4 separate regions of the Homo sapiens genome follow, and regions 2, 3 and 4 are each linked to region 1. A link is a contact called in ENCODE Hi-C data. All regions are on one chromosome and are shown on one strand. The core of a region is the stretch at or near the end of the contact, and the rest is flanking DNA. Distances in the headings are between cores, read along the strand shown. Region 1 holds the start of C19orf12 (chromosome 19 open reading frame 12). Region 2 holds the start of NUDT19 (nudix hydrolase 19). Region 3 holds the start of PDCD5 (programmed cell death 5). Region 4 holds the start of DPY19L3-DT (DPY19L3 divergent transcript).

Region 1 (3,886 bases), core at 1-2,500:
TCTCTTTCCCTCTCCCCTTCCTTCCTGCTTTTTGTTGTTGCTGGTGTTGTTGTTGTTTTTTCCAGAAACGCAGTCTCCCTGTGTTGCCTAGGCTGGTCGGGAACTGGCCTCAAGCAATTCTTCCGCCTCGGCCTCCCGAGTAGCTGGAACTACAGGTGCTATTCCAAGATGGTGAAACCCCGTCTCTACTAAAAAATACAAAAATTGGTCGGGGTGGCTCACGTCTGTAATCCCAGCATTGCAGAAGGCTGAGGCAGGTGGATCGCAAGGTCAGGAGTTTGAGATTAGCCTGGCCGATATGGTGAAACTCCGTCTCTACTAAAAATACAAAAAAATTAGCCAGGCTTGGTGGTGTCGCCTGTAATCCCAGCTACTAGGGAGGCTGAGGCAGGGGAATTGCTTGAACGAGGGAGGTGGAGGTTGCAGTGAGCCGAGATCGCGCCATTGCACTCCAGCCTGGACAACAGAGCAAGACTGTCTAAACAAAAGCTCAACAAACTACCTGCCATCCCCAAAACTAATCTCACCTCCTAAAGCATTAACGACCCTTCCTGACCAAATCTAAACTAGCGCCCAGATTTTCTTCCCATATGGCTCAGCCCAGCTCCGCTGCCCCACAGGTGTCCTGTCAGGATCCGCTTCACATTTATAATACCTAGCACCCCACCCCCAGCCCCGCCCCTGCCCCACCAGCCACCCCCACTCTACCCCACCCCTACCCATCACATTCCGCACCCCACCCCCGCCAAACCCACATCCCCACCCCACCCAACCTCACCCACTCCCACCACATCCACCACCCGCACCCCACCCCCACCCACCACACCCATGCCTACGCCACTCCTGGGTGACAGCGAGCCAGGGCCCGGGACTCTAGTCCCAGCTCTGCTGCTTACTTGTGTGACTTCAGCCTCTCCATGCCTCAGTTTCTCCATAGGGACAATGACTACACTAACAGTGTCCACCCCGGCACCGGGAGGGCCGGGCTCCCGGCAGGGCGGGGACCCTCTCCCCAAGGCACTCCCGGGTCTCCAGGCCTGCTCTTGGGGTGCCCCCTCCTCTCGCGGGGCGCGGCCTGGGAGGCGCCCCGCCCCGGCTCCGGGCGCTCCTTTACCTGGGGGAGCGGAGGTCTACGCGGCGCGCTCGGCGATCAGACGCGGCTGCAGCCCGGGCCTGGCAGGCCCCGGGCTCCCCGCCCAGCTCCCCAGCCCCGCGGAGGGTCGCGCAGGCCTTGGTGGCGGCCCCGGCGCTGGCCCCGCCCTCCGTCCCACCTTCCGGCTGCGCCGGGCCTTCCGGGAAGCCACGCGCCGGGCCAGCTCCTGGCTCCGAGCTGCGCCCGGCCTTAGGGGGAGCCGGGGGTCGCTGCTGGGCACCCCCTCCCCGGTCCTGGCCCACCCCGCCGCTGTCACCGGGGCCCTGGCTTGGGTTGCGGGTGGCGTAAGGAGACGAGGCGCCCGGAGAAGAGTCCTGGGAACCGCAAGGCCGCGCTCCCGCAGGCCCAGCCCTGCCTTTCTCCCACGCGCACGCATGATCACATCCGGGCCCCGCGCACCTGCCTCCAGGACCGCGGGGACCTCCCGGAGACCTCCCTCCCTTTGGCCTGGAGGACCCCTCTCTCCCCGCAGCCTGGGCACAGAAGAGAGCACAGGGGCATCTGGAGGTCAAGGGTGCTGCGTCAGTATTTGGTGAATGTGTGGGCCGGAGCCAGATTTCCTCTGTTCCAGAGCCTGCTCTGGAGCCTCTGGGTCTGGGGGTTGCAAAAGGAGAAGCAGGTTGGGTGGGACTCGTAATCCCAGCTGCCAGTGAGGCTGAGGAGGGAGGATTGCTTGAGCCCAGCAGTTCGAGCGTGGGCAACACAGTGACATCCCATCTCTACAAATAATAATAAAAATTAGGCCGGGTGGGTGAGTCATACCTGTGACCTACAGCATTTTGGGAGGCTGAAGCGGGAGGATTGCTTGAGCCCAGGAGTTCGAGGCTGCAGTGAACTATGATCCCACCACTGCACTTCAACCTGGGTGACAGAGTGAGACCGTCTCTTAAAGAAAGAAAAAAAAGGAAAAGAACTGGCTTTGCTCTTAGGAGTCTTGGATGGGGACCAAAGCTGAGGCAAGGCAGCCTCTTAGGAAGGTGCAAAGGGCATGAGGCTGGGGTTGCAGAACTGCCTGGGAATACTACTTTATTGAGGCCTGTGGAAAGCTGTCCCTACTCTTGTCATGCAAGGTCTGGCCTTGAACCATCTCAAATCCAAAAGTGGCTTCTGGGGGGCTCTATAGAGAATTAATCCTAACAGGAACCCTGCAAAGCAGGCATGGTTGTCACTGCTATATTACAGATGGGAAGCTCTAAACACAGGCTGCTCTGCCCAAGGCCATCCTGGTTAGAAAGTTTCAGGGCCCAAACTCCAGCCTCGGTCTCGGTATCTCAAAGTCTCCGCCTGTGACCAGCACTCTGCCTGCTTTCCAGGGTGCCATGGGCACCCAGAGGACGGACCCTTTTCCATTTTTAAAAGAATGGAACAAACGCTCTTAATACCAAGCTTCCCCAGGCCTTGGCTGGGATAAAACAACCCCATTTATTCCTGAATCGGAGCTTTTGCTTGAGTTTGGGTGACTTTCAAGAGGGAAAGTGAACTGAGGCCAGGGGAACTCAGCTTGCTGCCTTCCTGGGGCCTGAGTGTGGCGCTCCCGTTTCTCTGCGGGCAGCTCCCTCTGGCGGCACATTGCAGAACTGGCCTGCAGACTCCTCCCCCAGAGATAGTGGGGAAGAGGGCCTGTGTAGGGAAAGATGCTGGGAGTGAAAGAAGCTTCAAAGTCCAGGCCCTCCAGAGAAGGCAAGCATGTAAGAGGTTCATGCAGCCCAGCGCGGTGGCTCACACCTGTAATCCCAGCACTTTGGGAGGCCGAGGCGGGCAGATCACCTGAGGCCAGGACTTTGAGACCAGCCTGGGCAACATGGTGAAACCCCATCTCCACTAAACATGGAAAAATGAGCCAGACATGGTTGGTGCAAGCCTGTAGTCCCAGCTACTCGGGAGGTTGAGGCAGGAGAACCGCTTGGACCCGGCAGATGGAGGTTGCAGTGAGCCGAGATCGCGCCATTGCATGCAAATCTGCAACCCATCAGCCTCCTGGGCCTCATTCTGATACGAATGCAGGCATAACATGACCGCACACTCTGAACCCCAGAGATGGAGCACACAGTGCCTCATGCTCCTAAAGGCAACTGCGGCCTCCTGCACAGTGAGCAAGGCGTGCCGTGGGGTCTCGGTGGTGGCGCGGAAATGGCACTGGCCCAGCACACAGCGATGCTTTATGCTGCTTACAGTGACCTAGGGAAAGTTCTTCCACGTCTCCGTGCCTCAGTTTCCTCATCTGGGAAATGGCAACAAGAGTAGTACTTATCCTATAGGGTTGTTCTCAACATAAAAGGAGGTAATATATATGAATCTAGATTATTCTTGTTTACATTACAGAATGTGAAAATGAGCGGCTTCTCCAAAGTCCCATGAGCCTCATGGGCCCAAGGTAGTGGGAAATCCAGTTCTACCCCCACCTTGACAAAACATTCTCTTGCTGATGGGCCCAACAATGCCCTAGGGTGCTAGGTGGTGTTCACACGGCCAGCCAGAGTCAAAACTCAGACGGGGCCAGCGTTCTATGCCCTCACTTTCTCCCAAAGCTGAGTGCACCAGCTCCTAAAACTTCCATGGCTCCTTCAGGCTAAAGCCACCCACCTAGACCAGGGCTGGATGATCCGCAATGTGGGCCACACCCAAAAACCCTATAGCTTCTTTTGTTGTTTCTTTTTTTTTTTTTTTTTTTTTTTTTTTTTTGAGACGGAGTCTCGCTCTGTGGCCCAGGTGGGAGTGCAGTGGCGCAATCTC
Region 2 (4,433 bases), core at 652-3,151, 3.0 Mb after region 1:
GTTTCTGCCAGGTGTGGTGGCTCACACCTGTAATCCCAGCACTTTGGGAGGCTGAGGTAGGCAGATCACTTGAGGTCAGGCGTTAGAGACCAGCCTCACCAACATGATGAAACCTTGTCTCTGCTAAAAATACAAAAATTAGTCAGGCGTAGTAGCATGCGCCTGCAATCCCAGCTACTCCAGAGGCTGAGGCAGGAGAATTGCTTGAACCCGAGAGGCAGATATTGCAGTAAGCCGAGATCGCACCACTGCACTCCAGCCTGGTGAGAGCGCCAGACTCCCTCTCAAAAAAAAAAAAGGTTCAGTTTCTGTTGTTTTGCTATGCACCCAGGACCAGGACTTGGTCATCTCACTCATGAGTAACCAGCTTCTGTGAAAACCAGCTGATGTTGAAACACACACATTCACCTACAAAACCACGGTGTTATTTTACAGCAAAGGGAGTAGTATGTTCTTAAGACCCTTAATCCCTCCATAAATGGTTAGTCATCTGTAAAATAGTGGTAACTGTTTCCACTTCATGGGGTTTTGTAAGAATTACACAACTAATACTAATAAAGTTCCTAGTGCCTCACACACTGTACCCAGTAACTACTAATATTATTATCCCCTAGGATTATTATTACTCCTAGTATTGAAGACATGTTACTTTAATCACCTGAGTGCCTTTCTCTCCATTGCTCTGTATTTTTATTTTATTTATTTATTTATTTTTTTGAGACAGAGTCTCGCTCTGTCACCCATGCCGGAATGCAGTGGCAGGATCTTGGCTCACAGCAACCTCCACCCAGATTCAAGTGATTCTCCTGCCTCAGCCTCCTGAGTAGCTGCAACTATAGGCGCGGGCCGCCACACCCAGCTAATTTTTGTATTTTTAGTAGAGGCGGGGTTTTGCCATGTTGGCCATGCTGGTCTTGAAGTCCTGGCCTCAGGTGATCCGACCACCTCGGCCTCCCAAAGTGCTGGGATTACAGGTGTAAGCCACAGCGCCTGGCCAGAGACCAGGTCTCTTCAAACAAAAAAACAAACAAAACCCCTAAATATTGACAATGTCATCTGTGGATTCTACCCAGGAAATAACCCACATTAAAATGATGGTTTGTGAGGGTCGGCAGGGGTATAGTGTATTTCATCCAAAAACATAACAAATGTGTGATCCAATTATAATAGCAATTATGGGAAAAGCTGTCGGTGACTGATAAGGAGTTATAAAAGAAAAGACTCAAATTTACACAGGCTTTTCAAAAGATCATAATCCTGCTATTGGAGGTGGAAGTCTTCTAGACACTAACAAGGTGGAGAGAAATCTCCATGTGGAGGCCCAGATTAAACATCTCCCATCAAAGTGGAACTCGTCAAATGTCCTAAGACACCTAAGGCCGTCCCCAGGCGCCCTGACAATAAAAGGTAACCAGAACACGAGAGAAATTACTCTGGGAGTACCTTTCACATTCAAGGTGTGCAGTAGGAAATTTATAAATTGGCATCTGGCTCGTCCATTCATTTCTCATTGGTGTGGTTCACGTGTGCTTGCAAAGGTCAGACTTCTGCCCTTCGAATGTCCTCTCTCCCTCTCCCACAGAAAACACCCACATGTGGGTCCTTGTTTAAAGCAGAAAGTCCTAGTCCTTAGCTTTTAGTGAGGTGGATGTCATCAGGCCTGGGTTGGCATCCTGTTTTTTACCATGGCAAGTCATATGCGCCCTTAAGCATTCCTGCTTTTGGTCCAAGCTTCCTGCGTGGGAATACTGCGGTCCTCCTTTCAGGCAGCTGTGAATGACAAACGGTCGCTGGCTGCCGTGACACCCATTGTCCCGCGAGAGTGCCCTAGCTGGGCCCCAGTGCACTCGAGGCGGTCCCTGCTCGGGTGCCCCTCCCACAGGCAGGCGCCGTTGCCGACCAAACGCCCAGGTTCACCCAACGCCAGAGGCTCGTCCTCAATTCCCGCGAGGCCCCCGGAGGTGCTGGGGTCCCTGCAGGGCCGGGCCACCTGCCGTGGAGCTCAGGCCGCGCCAGAATCGGATCCGGGAAGCTGCGCGCCATGAGCAGCTCCCTGCGGCCGGGCCCCAGCCGCTGGCGGCGGGCGGCCAGCATCGTCCTGGCGGCTGGCTGGTCGCGCCCGGAGACCGCCACCCCGCCGTCGCGCCCGCCGCCGGCCGAGGGCTTCCGGCTGCTGCTGCTGCAGCGCTCCCCGCACCAAGGCTTCATGCCGGGCGCGCACGTCTTCTCCGGCGGAGTGCTGGATGCGGCCGACCGCTCGGCGGACTGGCTGGGCCTCTTCGCGCCGCACCACGGGCCGCCGCGCTTCGGCCTGGGCCCGGCGCCATTCAGCCGCACCGCTTTCCCGTCGCTGCCCGACACCGATGACCACAAGACCGACAACACTGGGACGCTGCCTGAGGACGTAGCCTTCCGCATCTGCGCCGTGCGGGAGGCCTTTGAGGAGGCGGGCGTGCTGCTGCTGCGGCCCAGGACTTCCCCACCAGGCCCAGCACCCGGGCCTGGCCTCGCCCTGGAGCCACCGCCGGGCCTGGCCTCCTGGCGCGACCGCGTGCGCCAGGACCCGCGCCACTTCCTGCGGCTGTGCGCCCACCTCGACTGCACACCCGACATCTGGGCGCTGCACAACTGGAGCGCCTGGCTCACCCCTTTCTTGCGGGGCACCACTCGCCGCTTTGACACGGCCTTCTTCCTGTGCTGCCTGCGCGAGCCGCCGCCCGTCTACCCCGACTTGGCGGAGGTGGTGGGCTACCAGGTAAGGCCTGCTCAGGGCCTTGCTGCGGACCGCCAGGACGTGAGAGGGAGGACCCCTCCCAGCGGCCCAGGCCCCCAAGGGACCCCCGCATAGGCCAAGCCCAGAGAGATTAAGCAGCAAGGAACGCTTAGACGGGCTGGAAACTCTCACCCCTGTAGACCAAAGCCATGCTCTTGGTGAAGTGCTCTCTGCTTTCCTAGGCTTTGGGGTCTCAAGGCCTGGAGCCTGTCTCTCCACGTGGTTCCTCCAGCGTGGCCACTGTGTAAGCACTTGTACATGTGTAGACATAGTACATCTCCACAGCCGTTTAATTTGGTTTTCTTGGAGAACAGACTTAATATGATCCAGTCTTCCTATTTTTATTTATTTTTGGTACAGATGGGGGTCTTGTCTCTCTGTGTTGCACACCCAGGCTCGTCTCCAGCTCCTGGTGTGTCCAGAATTGGTTCCTTCCAGTGGGTTCTTGGTCTCGCTGACTTTAAGAATAAAGCCGCGGACCCTCGAAGTGAGTGTTACAGTTCTTAAAGATGGTGTGTCCAGTTTCTTCCTTCAGATGTTCAGATGTGTCTGGAGTTTCTTCCTTCTGGTAGGTTCGTGGTCTCGCTGACTTCAGGATTGAAGCCGCAGACCTTCGCAGTGAGTGTTACAGCTCTTAAAGGTGGTGCGTCAGGAGTTGTTTGTTCCTCTTGGTGGGTTTGTGGTCTCGCTGGCTTCAGGAGCGAAGCTGCAGACATTTGTGGTCAGTGTTACAGCTTATAAAGGTAGTGCGGACCCAAGGAGTGAGCAGCAGCAAGATTTATTGCAAAGAGCAAAAGAACAAACCTCCCACAGCGGAAGGGGATCAGAGCAGGTTGGGTGCTGGTGGCTGGGTGGCCAGCTTTTATTCCCTTATTTGGCCCTGCCCATGTCCTGCTGATTGGTCCATTTTGCAGAGTGCTGATTGGTCCATTTTTACAGAGTGCGGATTGGTGCGTTTACAAATCTTTAGCTAGACAGAGCACTGATTGGTGCGTTTTTACATAGTACTGATTGGTGCATTTACAAACCTTTAGCTAGACACAGAGCACTGATTGGTGCGTTTTTACAGAGTGCTGATTGGTGCATTTACAAATCTTTAGCTAGACAGAAAAGTTCTCCAAGTCCCCACTGGACCCAGGAAGTCCAGGGGCTTCACCTCTCAATCCCGCCTCTAAACAGGGCACCCCATCTGCTGTTGGGAATTGGGCAATGACTGCTCTAGCTACTTCCTGCTGGACAGGGGCAAAGAAGGGGCCCTGCAGTTGTAGTGTCCTCCAGAGGGGAACTCTCTAGGCCAGTGAAAGGGCCAGTGGGTCGGTCCAGGGGTCCTCGGTAGAAGTTGTTAGTTGAGCTCATTTGGGTTTCCGTTTGTAAGACCATCTGTAGTTTGATGGCCTTGATTCTAGAGGAAACAAATTTGACAAGGAGGTTAAAAATACAGGGCCCGAAGGCGAGTAATAGTAAAACGGCTGTCACAGGATGTAGAAAGGGGAGAAGCCATGTTGCCCAACTCCAGAGGTTGGTATAAGAGTTTGAAAGGCGTTGTCTGATTTCAGAAACCTTTTCCTGTAAATGCCGGGCGGCATCTTGCACTATCCCTGACTTGTTAGTGTAAAAACAACACTCTTCCCCTAAGGTGCAAAGTCCTCCTTTCTCAGCA
Region 3 (4,433 bases), core at 1,275-3,774, 2.9 Mb after region 1:
TTTCTTTTCTTTTCTTTTCTTTTCTTTTTTTTCTTGAGACAGAGTCTCGCTCTGTCACCAGGCTGGAGTCCAGTGGCGCGATCTTGGCTCACTGCAACTTCCGGCTCCCGGGTTCAAGTGATTCTCCTGCCTCAGCCTCCTGAGTAGCTGGGACTACAGGTGCGTGCCACCACGCCCAGCTAATTTTTGTATTTTTAGTAGAGACAGGGTTTCGCCATGTTGGCCAGGATAGTCTCAATCTCTTGACCTAGTGATCTGCCCTCCTCAGCCTCCCAAAGTGCTGGGATTACAGGAGTAAGCCATCGCACCTGGCCTAGAGTAGACATTTCTCTAAAGAAGATATACAAATGGCCAACAAGCACATGAAAAGATGCTCAACATCACTAATCGTTAGAGAAATGCATATCAAAACCACAACACCTCACCTCATACCCGTTAGGATGGTTACTATCAAAAACAATCAAAAAACAAACAAACAAAAAAACAGAACACAACAAATATTGGTGAGGAGACGGTGAAATTGGAACCTTCATTCACTGTTGGTTGGAATGTAAAATAGTGCAGTTGCTGTGGAAAATGGTATGGCCATTCCTCAACACAGAATTATCACATTATCCAACAATTTCTCTTCTGGGTATATATCCAAAAGTGAAAGCACAGACCTGAACAGATATTTCTACACCCATGTTCATAGCTGCATTATTAATAATAGCCAAAAGGTGGATGCAACCTAAGTGTCCATTGTCAGATGAATGGATAAACAAAATGTGCTAGGTATATCCATACAATGGAATATATTCAGTCTAAAGAGGGAAAGAAATTCTGCCACATGCTACAACATGAATGAACCTTTAAGACATATGCTAGGTGGAGTAAGCCAGTCACAAAAGGACAAATATTGTATGATTCCACATATACAAGATACCCAGAATAGGCAAATTCATAGAAACTAGAATGAGAATGGGTGGAGACTGATTATTATTCTCAGACCCCTCCCACCCCCACCCATTCCCATTAGAGGCCCCTCACACCAACCTAAATCTTTACTGGGTAGAGTTCCAGTTCAGGATGATAAAAAAAAAAAGTTGTAGAGATTGATGGTGGACAAGGTGGTTCATGCCTGTAATCCCAGCACTTTGGGAGACCAAGGCAGGTGGATCACTTTAGGTCAGAAGTTCGAGACCAGCTTGACCAACATGGTGAAACCCCATCTCTACTAAAAAATACAAAATTAGCCGGGCACAGTGGTGCACGCCTGTGGTCCCAGCTACTTGGGAGACTGATGCAGGAGAATCGCTTGAACCCGGGAGGTGGAGGTTGCAGTGAGCTGAGATTGAGTGACAACTGCACGATAATGCATTTCATACCACTGAAAAGTACACCTAAAAATGGTGAAAATGGTAAATTTTGTATTGTGTATATTTTGCCACAATTAAAACACACAGGCCAGGTGTGGTGGCTCATGCCTGTAATGTTAGCAGTTTGGGAGGCTGAGGCAAAAGGATTGCTTGAGCTCAGGAGATAGAGGCCAGCCTAGGCAACATAGCGAGACCCCATCTGTATTTTTTTAATGTAAAAAATAAAATAACACACACACAGACAAACAAACAGAATCTGTATGAGTCACACGTTTAGGTAGCTGAATATCCTCTCTGCCCCCAATTCCCCCAAGTCAAAGGCAGAAGGGATTTGTTCCACCAAAGAGTTTACACCAGCCACAGCTGCCCACTGCAGTATCCTCCCAGGAAAAGCCCTTTTGTGCGTGGAGGAGGCAGATGGCGAGGAGGCAGATGTGCACTTTTTTTTTTTTTTTTTTTTTTTTTAGAGACAGGGTCTGGCTGTGTCTCCCAGGCTGGAGTGCAGTGGCGAGATCAAGGCTCACTGCAGCCTCGAACTTCCGGGCTCCAGCGATCCTCCTGACACAGCCTCCTGAGTAGCTGGGACTACAGGTGCACATCACCGCGCCCAACTAGTTTTTTAAAATTTTAGTAGAGATAGGCTCTTGCCATATTGCCCAGGCTGGTCTCTAACTCCTGACCTCAAATGACCCTACCGCCTCCCGAAGCGTCGGGACCACAGGCGGCGAGCCACCGGCCGGCCTCTGTGTGCACCGAGGAGCCGGGCAGCCACCGCCACGATCCAGCTTTAGGACATTTCCATCACCCCACTCAGCCTTCCTGCGCCCCTGGTTCCTCATCTATAAATAGAGATAATATACGCCTAACCCTCTAGGTCACCAGCACATTGCACCCATAATTATTATACTTGTTGATGCCACACTTTCAGGTTTTAACCTTTCCAAAGCGCAGCCCCGCCCCAGCGCAGCCCAAGTCCCTGCACGCAGAGGCGCCGATCACGGGTGGGAGGTGGATCCCGGAGGCCCCGCCCCAGGCCCCGCCCCTCCGTGCGCCCAAGCTCGACCGCCTGAAATCGGGGAATCGGGCCTCTGCCGGCGCCCTGGCAGCGGCGCGGGGCGTGGCTCCGGGCTGGATTGGTGGCGCCTGGGCCCCGCGAGCGCCTGCGCAGTGGTCAAGGCCGCGCTCGCGCCGAGGGGCTGCGAGAGTGACCGCGGCTGCTCCAGCGCTGACGCCGAGCCATGGCGGACGAGGAGCTTGAGGCGCTGAGGAGACAGAGGCTGGCCGAGCTGCAGGCCAAACACGGGGTGAGCGCATCAGCCCCCGCCAGGCTTGGCCCTCGCGGGGCGCCGCCCTCGCCCGGAGTGTAGGGCGCGCCTCCGGGGCGGAGGCTCTGGGCGCCTCCCCGGGGCCCCGGTCCCCTGCGCTGCCCTGGCGGCCTCGTGGCCGGCTCAGAGGTGGCCTCGTCGCTTTCCTCGTCGCGAGGGGCCCAGGAGGCTGGCGGCGGGGGCCGCCACGTGCGGGACCTGCCCTGGCGTTGGGGTGTGGGGTCCCCTAGCCTGGAGCGGGCTCGTCCTGGCGGGCCTGGATCCAAGCACAATCTCAGCTTTTGGAGCCAGCAGCCGGACCGAATTCAGTTTTTCCGGAGTTCAGTTGTTATGACCCAAGTTTAGCCGACAGGTATTGAGGGTCCGCTGTGTTCCCGGTGCTGAGAGCGCGGCAGGGTCGGAGGAACGCTTGCCCCGCCGGGATGACAGGGAGGGGCCGCCTGGGAAGCTTGGATGGATCACACGCCCGGAGAGGCGTTTCTGATAAGGGACCGGGACCTTAGGGACGGAGGGCGCAGTCTTTGAGTTATCGTTGTCCCTAATACCGAGGCCCGTTTTATTTTCCAGAAATTATTCCTACATGTGAAACACGGTTTCGTAATACAGGGATTCCCCTCCCCAGGGTGCTCTGTATTCCAAAGCCTTCTGAGGTTGTGGTTTTAGACGTTCATCAAAACGTTGTAAGTGGGAACTAGTTCATTGATTTCTGTGAGGCCCAGTTTCTTATTTGGGGAGTTGTTTCTACCACCGCAAGAGACTGTTATGTATAGGAAACAACAGAACCGTTCCTTTTTCCCGCCGCCTCCCGTGAAATTTCTCTATTAAATTTAAGTTTTTTTTTTCCAGGATCCTGGTGATGCGGCCCAACAGGAAGCAAAGCACAGGTATGGGCTGGAAACGTGAACTTTTTGAAGGGTGGTTTCACCAAATGGATTTCTTTTGCTGTAGTTATTTTAAGCAGGTGTGTGACTCAGATTTTTTTGTTTTGCTGGAATGGTGATTTGGCCAAAATCATCCGCAGGGTATCTTCATTATTGTTAAATAAACACGTGTGCAGCTCCACATCAGACCTTGTATTGCAATTACTGGTTGATGTTTCTCTGCTACAATGTGAGTACCTTAAAAATGAGCCTGATAATAGGCAGCTGTGGCAGTTTCCTCGGCTGTGGGGGTGACGTGAGTCCGGTGCCTCACTTAGTAAGTGCTCAATAAGTGTTAACTGGTAAGCTATTCTGATTGTTTTATCCCAACACAGCGCACAGCACCTGAGACAGATGCAGGTAATTGATTCGGTGGCAGGTTTATTGAATGAGTATGTGATTACCCTATCATGCTATCATTTTTTAAAAATTGTGGTTAAATAAAATTTCACCATCACAACCATTTTTAAGTGTGCTCTTCAGTAGTGTTCACACTCTAGAATGTTTTCATCTTGCAAGACTGAAACCTTTAGCTACTGGACAATTCTCTATTTCCCCTTCCTCACCTTCTTACTCCTCCTCTCCAGCAAATATTTATAGAGCACCTGCTCTGGGTCAGGCACTGTGCTGGGTCTACAGAAATAGGAAGGGAGGGTTCGGGAGAAGACAGACGGTGAGAAGTATCTGGAGTAGTGATAGGAAGTAAAACGACGCAAATTTCATTGATTTCTGCCGTGTACATCTTTTCATTGTCACATATCTGAAATCAGGATGCCTTTTAAAACAGATTGCTCTTGCCCCAGATTCTTCCAGAGGGGATTTACTTTTGA
Region 4 (4,433 bases), core at 729-3,228, 2.7 Mb after region 1:
ATCCCCAGACCACACTTTTGAGATGCACAGCACAACTATTTGTGGCCCTGGCAGAGACAACCAGGGAGACTATTTAGGCTTCTAAACCTACTGCAAACCGGAAGTCTTGCTATATACCACCACTGCAGTCACAGTCCATTACAGGAGCCCATTCCTTTTATAGTACCTCCCTGGCTCCGGGCTCATATGGCCAGAAGTGTGAGCAAGGACCTACACTCATTATCCATCACCTCCATGGTTACTTTATCAGAACCAAAGACTCATTCTTAATTGGCTTATTCTCCCCAAGACTTACTCTCAGCAGTAGGTCCTACTTAGGAAAAGTCTCAAAGCTTCATCTTGCTTAGGAATGTCTTTTCATAGTATTAAAAAAAGCAGCTACTGCTGAATTCTACTTTCTTTTTAACTAAGCGATGATATTTCACAATGGTCACATTTCCCCCAGAGTGAAACAACTTGAGAGAAAAAAAAAAACCTATAAAATAAGAGGGAAATCCTATTTAAGGGGAACTCAATTCACCTATGTATTCATGAAACAGACACATGCACATAAAGGCATCTTAACGTGAAAAATAAACATACAGTCCTTGCCCTCAAGCCAGGCGACAGAAAAGCTACCAACAACCAGGCTGAAACAAGACAAATGCCATCTGAAAAAACAGCTGACATTTGTTTCTATCAAAGCCATCCAGCAGATACCTCAACATCTTTCCACAGAACGTGTGCTCTTTACTAACAACCGACACACAAAGGAGGACGATCTCCAACAGAGGTGACTAGGAAAGGCTTCCTGGATGGCGTAATTTAGTGTTGGAGTCAGACCAATGAGCCGCCTTTTCACGGGTGGAGGTCCCAGATGGCCATCCCTTTAACAAAAATCAATTAACATGTAAATTATGTACTGACAAATACAACGTTTGATGGGCCCGCTGCAGTGGCTAAAGCCTGTAATCCCAACATTTTGAGAAGCTGAGGCAGGAGGCCTGCTTGAACTCAGGAGTTTTAGACCAGACTGGTCAACACAACGAGACCCCATCACTATAAAAATTAAAATGAATCTCAGCTACTCAGGAGGCTGAGGAAGCAGGGTCACTTGGGCACAGGGGACTAAGGTTGCAGTGAGCTACGATCACACCACTGCACTCCAGCCTGGACGACAAAGCAAGACCCCCATCTCTACGAAAAATTTAAAAATTAGCTGGGCATAGTAGTGCGAGCCTGTGGTCCCAGCTACTCCGGAGGCTGAGGCGGGAGGATCGCTTGCGCCCAGGAGGCCGAGGTTGCAGTGAGCCGTGATAGCACCACTGCACTCCAGCCTGGGCGACAGACTGAGAGCCTCACCTGTAAAAAATAATTTTAAAAAAGGTTCCACCTAGTGTTTTCCGTGGTGTGACTAAGAAAAGTATCTAGAAATAAAGCACAGTCAGTACCTGCTCTCAAAAAACGGCTGCCAATCTAGTTTGGAGACAGAAAAATATACCCGACTGAGAACACAGAGGAGCCTGTTTTCGGAAGAGGGGCGTCTTTGGAGACGCAAAATCCTCTCCGCGGGACGCTGACGGGCAGTCGGTAAAGGACTTCCAAGCACTGGTCAGTGACAATCGGGCGCTGGGGCTTTGCCAAGGCCCGGAGGCGGCGCGCCAAACCGGGCAATGCGGGAAGCGGGGCAGGCCCGAGTGGCCCTACTGCTGCCGTCCCTACTGATCCCTGCGCATCCGCCACAGAGCAGGGAACGGCAGAAAGGAGGAAGGAGGGGGAGTTCCGTAAATCAGGCCCTCAGGGGCTCCCAGGCCCGCACCCCTCTCAAGCCCCGGGGACCACCGCGGAGCCGCTGCTCCGGGCCGTGCGGCTCGAGGCGAACCTGCCTCAGAGCCGCCGGGCCCTCCTATCCCGAGCCGTATCTCTAGCTCCGGCCTGAGGTGGCCGGCGACTGCGTGCGCAAACACAAGATCCGCACCCCACTCCCCGCCACTGCAGCTCCGCGGCCGCGCTCAGAGTCTCCGGAACAGACCGGACTCAATGCGGACCAGGCAAGCGGAAGTGTGCCGCTTCCTTCCGGCCAGCGCAGCACGAGACGAGGCGGGGAACCGCGGGAGGAGGCGGGGCCTAGTGTTGACGAACAGCTCCCGGGGCCTATGGGCGCGGGGGCAGCCGCCCGGCCTCTCCGGCGCGCCCCCTCCCCGGGGCTGTTGACGCCCCCCAGCCCCTCATTTCCACAAAGCTCCGCGGCGGTTCTGCCCTCCTTGTACCCGCGGCGCGCTGCGGCCCGTGGCGCGGCCCCGTTCCCGCCTAGCCCCGTCGGCCTCCTTCCCCTCCCGGAGCCGCGCGTGAGGACGGCTGAGGCCGCAGGTCTGTGGCGGCGCGCCGGGACGCGCGGGCGAGGGTCTACCGAGAGGGCGGGCGGGCGCCGGCGGAACCCTCGGCTACAGCCCCGAGCCCCTGGGGCCGCCCCTCCCCGCCGCGTGGCGCAGTCGGGGGGCGCGGCCGCGGCGTCGGGGCGTCGGGAGGGGCGGAGCGCGGGAGTGTCTGCCGGGACGCGGGCCGGGCTGGGCTCCGGAAGGACCAAGTTTGCGGAGCGGCTTCTGCTCGTCGGCCGTGCGGCGAGGCAGGGCCTGGGCTGCGACCCCGGCGGCCGCTCGCGGTCTTGGGAGAGCTGGGGCGCGTGCCTGAACTTCCCGGCTGCCCCTGTCCTTGGAGACCTACCTGATGGGGACGCCAGGTGTGCAGGGGCGTGGCGCGTAGGTAAGCGGACCCGGTGCCTGCCTCGTCCAGGGGATGCTCACTAGAGCGCTAGGCTTTTTTATTTTTATTTTTTAGAGACAGGGGTCTCGCTGTCTCGCCCAGGCTGGAGTGCAGTGGCGTTATCACGGCTCACTGCAACCTCGAACTCTTGGGCTCAAGCGATTCTCCCACCTCAGCCTCTGGAGTAGCTGGGACCACAGGCATGCACCACCGAGCCTGGCTATTTTATTGTATAGATAGGGTCTCGCTCTGTTCCCCAGGCTGGTCTCAAACTCATGGTCTGAAGTCATCCTCCTGCCTCAACCTCCCAAAGCGCTGGGATTACATGAGCCGCCTCGCCCGGCTAGCGCTAGTCGTCCTTATTAATAAAGAATCGCTTCTGGTCCCTTTTCAGTTGTTTACAATGGCATTCCTTTTGATCTGATGGAGGAACTTTTTTTCTTAGTTCATGGGACTGTTGCAGTGCCTGACACATAATTGGTACTTAAATATGTGTTGGTTTTCTGCCTTAACATATTAGAATATATGAATTGTTTAAAAAAGTCCTCTCACACTTAGGGAGGACTCTAGGATGAGGTCACATGGGGGATAAGCCCATCTGTGGCTGTAGGACTTTGTTAAACACTCCTCTTCTCCCTCTCTGTTCCAGATTCTCCATTTCCAGTGCTTGAAAGCACAGTACTTAAATCTGGCTTCCTGCTTTTTTTTTTTTTTTTGGTATGAATGAATACATGAATTGTATAATGTTAGTTGGTTTGTTCTGTAGAGCAAGTTACCCTTAGGAATTAATAAACTGTGGAAACAATCATGTCAGGCTACTAGTCACATTTAAGAAATAATTAGTAAGAGGCTGTTCATTATTCAGAGGAGTGAAGCAAGATGTTCTGGAGGACTGGAACCCGCTTACTCACTGCCACCACTCCCCCGCCTCCCACTTGCTGCTGCCAAACCAGGCTCCTGCTCCCCCCCACCCATTACTCCCACCGACGCTCCCTGGGATAGCAGCTGCCCTGATTGGCACACCCCCGCAGTCATCACCACTGAGGCGTATTCCTGAAGCTGCCAGTGTGAATTGTTTTATAGAACACTGGTGTTAAAATTCAGGTACCTGAGACAAAACAATATTTTAATTCTTCAAAATCCGGTTGTCAACACATTTACTATGGAGTATCTCCCACGTGGCCACTTCTGTGGGAGGTACTGAAGACCTACTACCGCCTATGGAAGTAGAAAATAATATACAACTGTGTAGTTACGTGACGCATTGCGTGGTAACTGCTATGGCTCAGGGAGGGAGAAGATCAGCCGGAACTGGAATGTCCCAAGATGTTCTGGAAGAAAAGCAGTGGCTCGTTTGTGTTGCTTACCTGTATTCCTGACTCCTGGCAGGGCCTGCTGTAGAGCACATGCTTCATGAATAAATATGATTGAGTTGAATAAATATTTGAATTGTGTTTTGAGTGTAGCTTTGAAGGCCAGCAACGATTTAGATGGCAAGATCGAGGGCAGGCTGGGCACAATGGCTCATTCATGTAATCCTAGCACTTTGGGAGTCCAAGGCGGGGAGGATCGCATGAGGCCAGGAGTTCAGTACCAGCCTGGGCAAGATAGGGAGACCCCATCTTTACAAAAAATAATTAGCCAGGTGTAGTAGCACATGCCTGTAGTCCAGATACTCGGGAGGCTGAGGT

Evidence for each region. Hi-C counts contacts between places; a loop is a spot of excess contacts on that map. Pooled maps may share reads with other maps.
Region 2: a pooled map shows a loop between it and region 1 (6-fold over the local background). The contact joins the promoter of NUDT19 here to the promoter of C19orf12 in region 1. A Hi-C loop is called at or near these places in 6 of 50 pooled maps.
Region 3: a pooled map shows a loop between it and region 1 (7-fold over the local background). The contact joins the promoter of PDCD5 here to the promoter of C19orf12 in region 1. A Hi-C loop is called at or near these places in 7 of 50 pooled maps.
Region 4: a loop to region 1 is called in a pooled map, with 4 times the contacts of the local background. The contact joins the promoter of DPY19L3-DT here to the promoter of C19orf12 in region 1. A Hi-C loop is called at or near these places in 9 of 50 pooled maps.

Annotation. Positions count from the first base shown.
Region 1 is chr19:29,714,011-29,717,896 of GRCh38, forward strand. C19orf12 (chromosome 19 open reading frame 12) reads right to left here and starts at 1,251. Exons shown (of 3, transcript NM_031448.6): 1 at 1,115-1,251. RefSeq lists a silencer at 786-1,575 and enhancers at 1,746-1,845, 2,391-2,610.
Region 2 is chr19:32,689,920-32,694,352 of GRCh38, forward strand. It overlaps NUDT19 (nudix hydrolase 19), which reads left to right and starts at 1,902. Exons shown (of 3, transcript NM_001105570.2): 1 at 1,902-2,755. The coding sequence starts at 2,042. It overlaps NUDT19-DT (NUDT19 divergent transcript), which reads right to left and starts at 2,377. Exons shown (of 2, transcript NR_186320.1): 1 at 1,444-2,377. LOC124904690 (a long non-coding RNA gene) reads right to left here. Exons shown (of 2, transcript XR_007067226.1): 2 at 3,046-4,175. RefSeq lists a silencer at 1,865-2,274.
Region 3 is chr19:32,578,666-32,583,098 of GRCh38, forward strand. It overlaps PDCD5 (programmed cell death 5), which reads left to right and starts at 2,525. Exons shown (of 6, transcript NM_004708.4): 1 at 2,525-2,662; 2 at 3,530-3,567. The coding sequence starts at 2,597. RefSeq lists an enhancer at 1,975-2,064 and silencers at 2,275-3,004, 2,350-2,526.
Region 4 is chr19:32,403,561-32,407,993 of GRCh38, forward strand. It overlaps DPY19L3-DT (DPY19L3 divergent transcript), which reads right to left and starts at 1,979. Exons shown (of 3, transcript NR_046201.1): 1 at 1,431-1,979. It overlaps DPY19L3 (dpy-19 like C-mannosyltransferase 3), which reads left to right and starts at 2,210. Exons shown (of 19, transcript NM_001172774.2): 1 at 2,210-2,349. RefSeq lists silencers at 1,762-1,811, 1,842-2,591.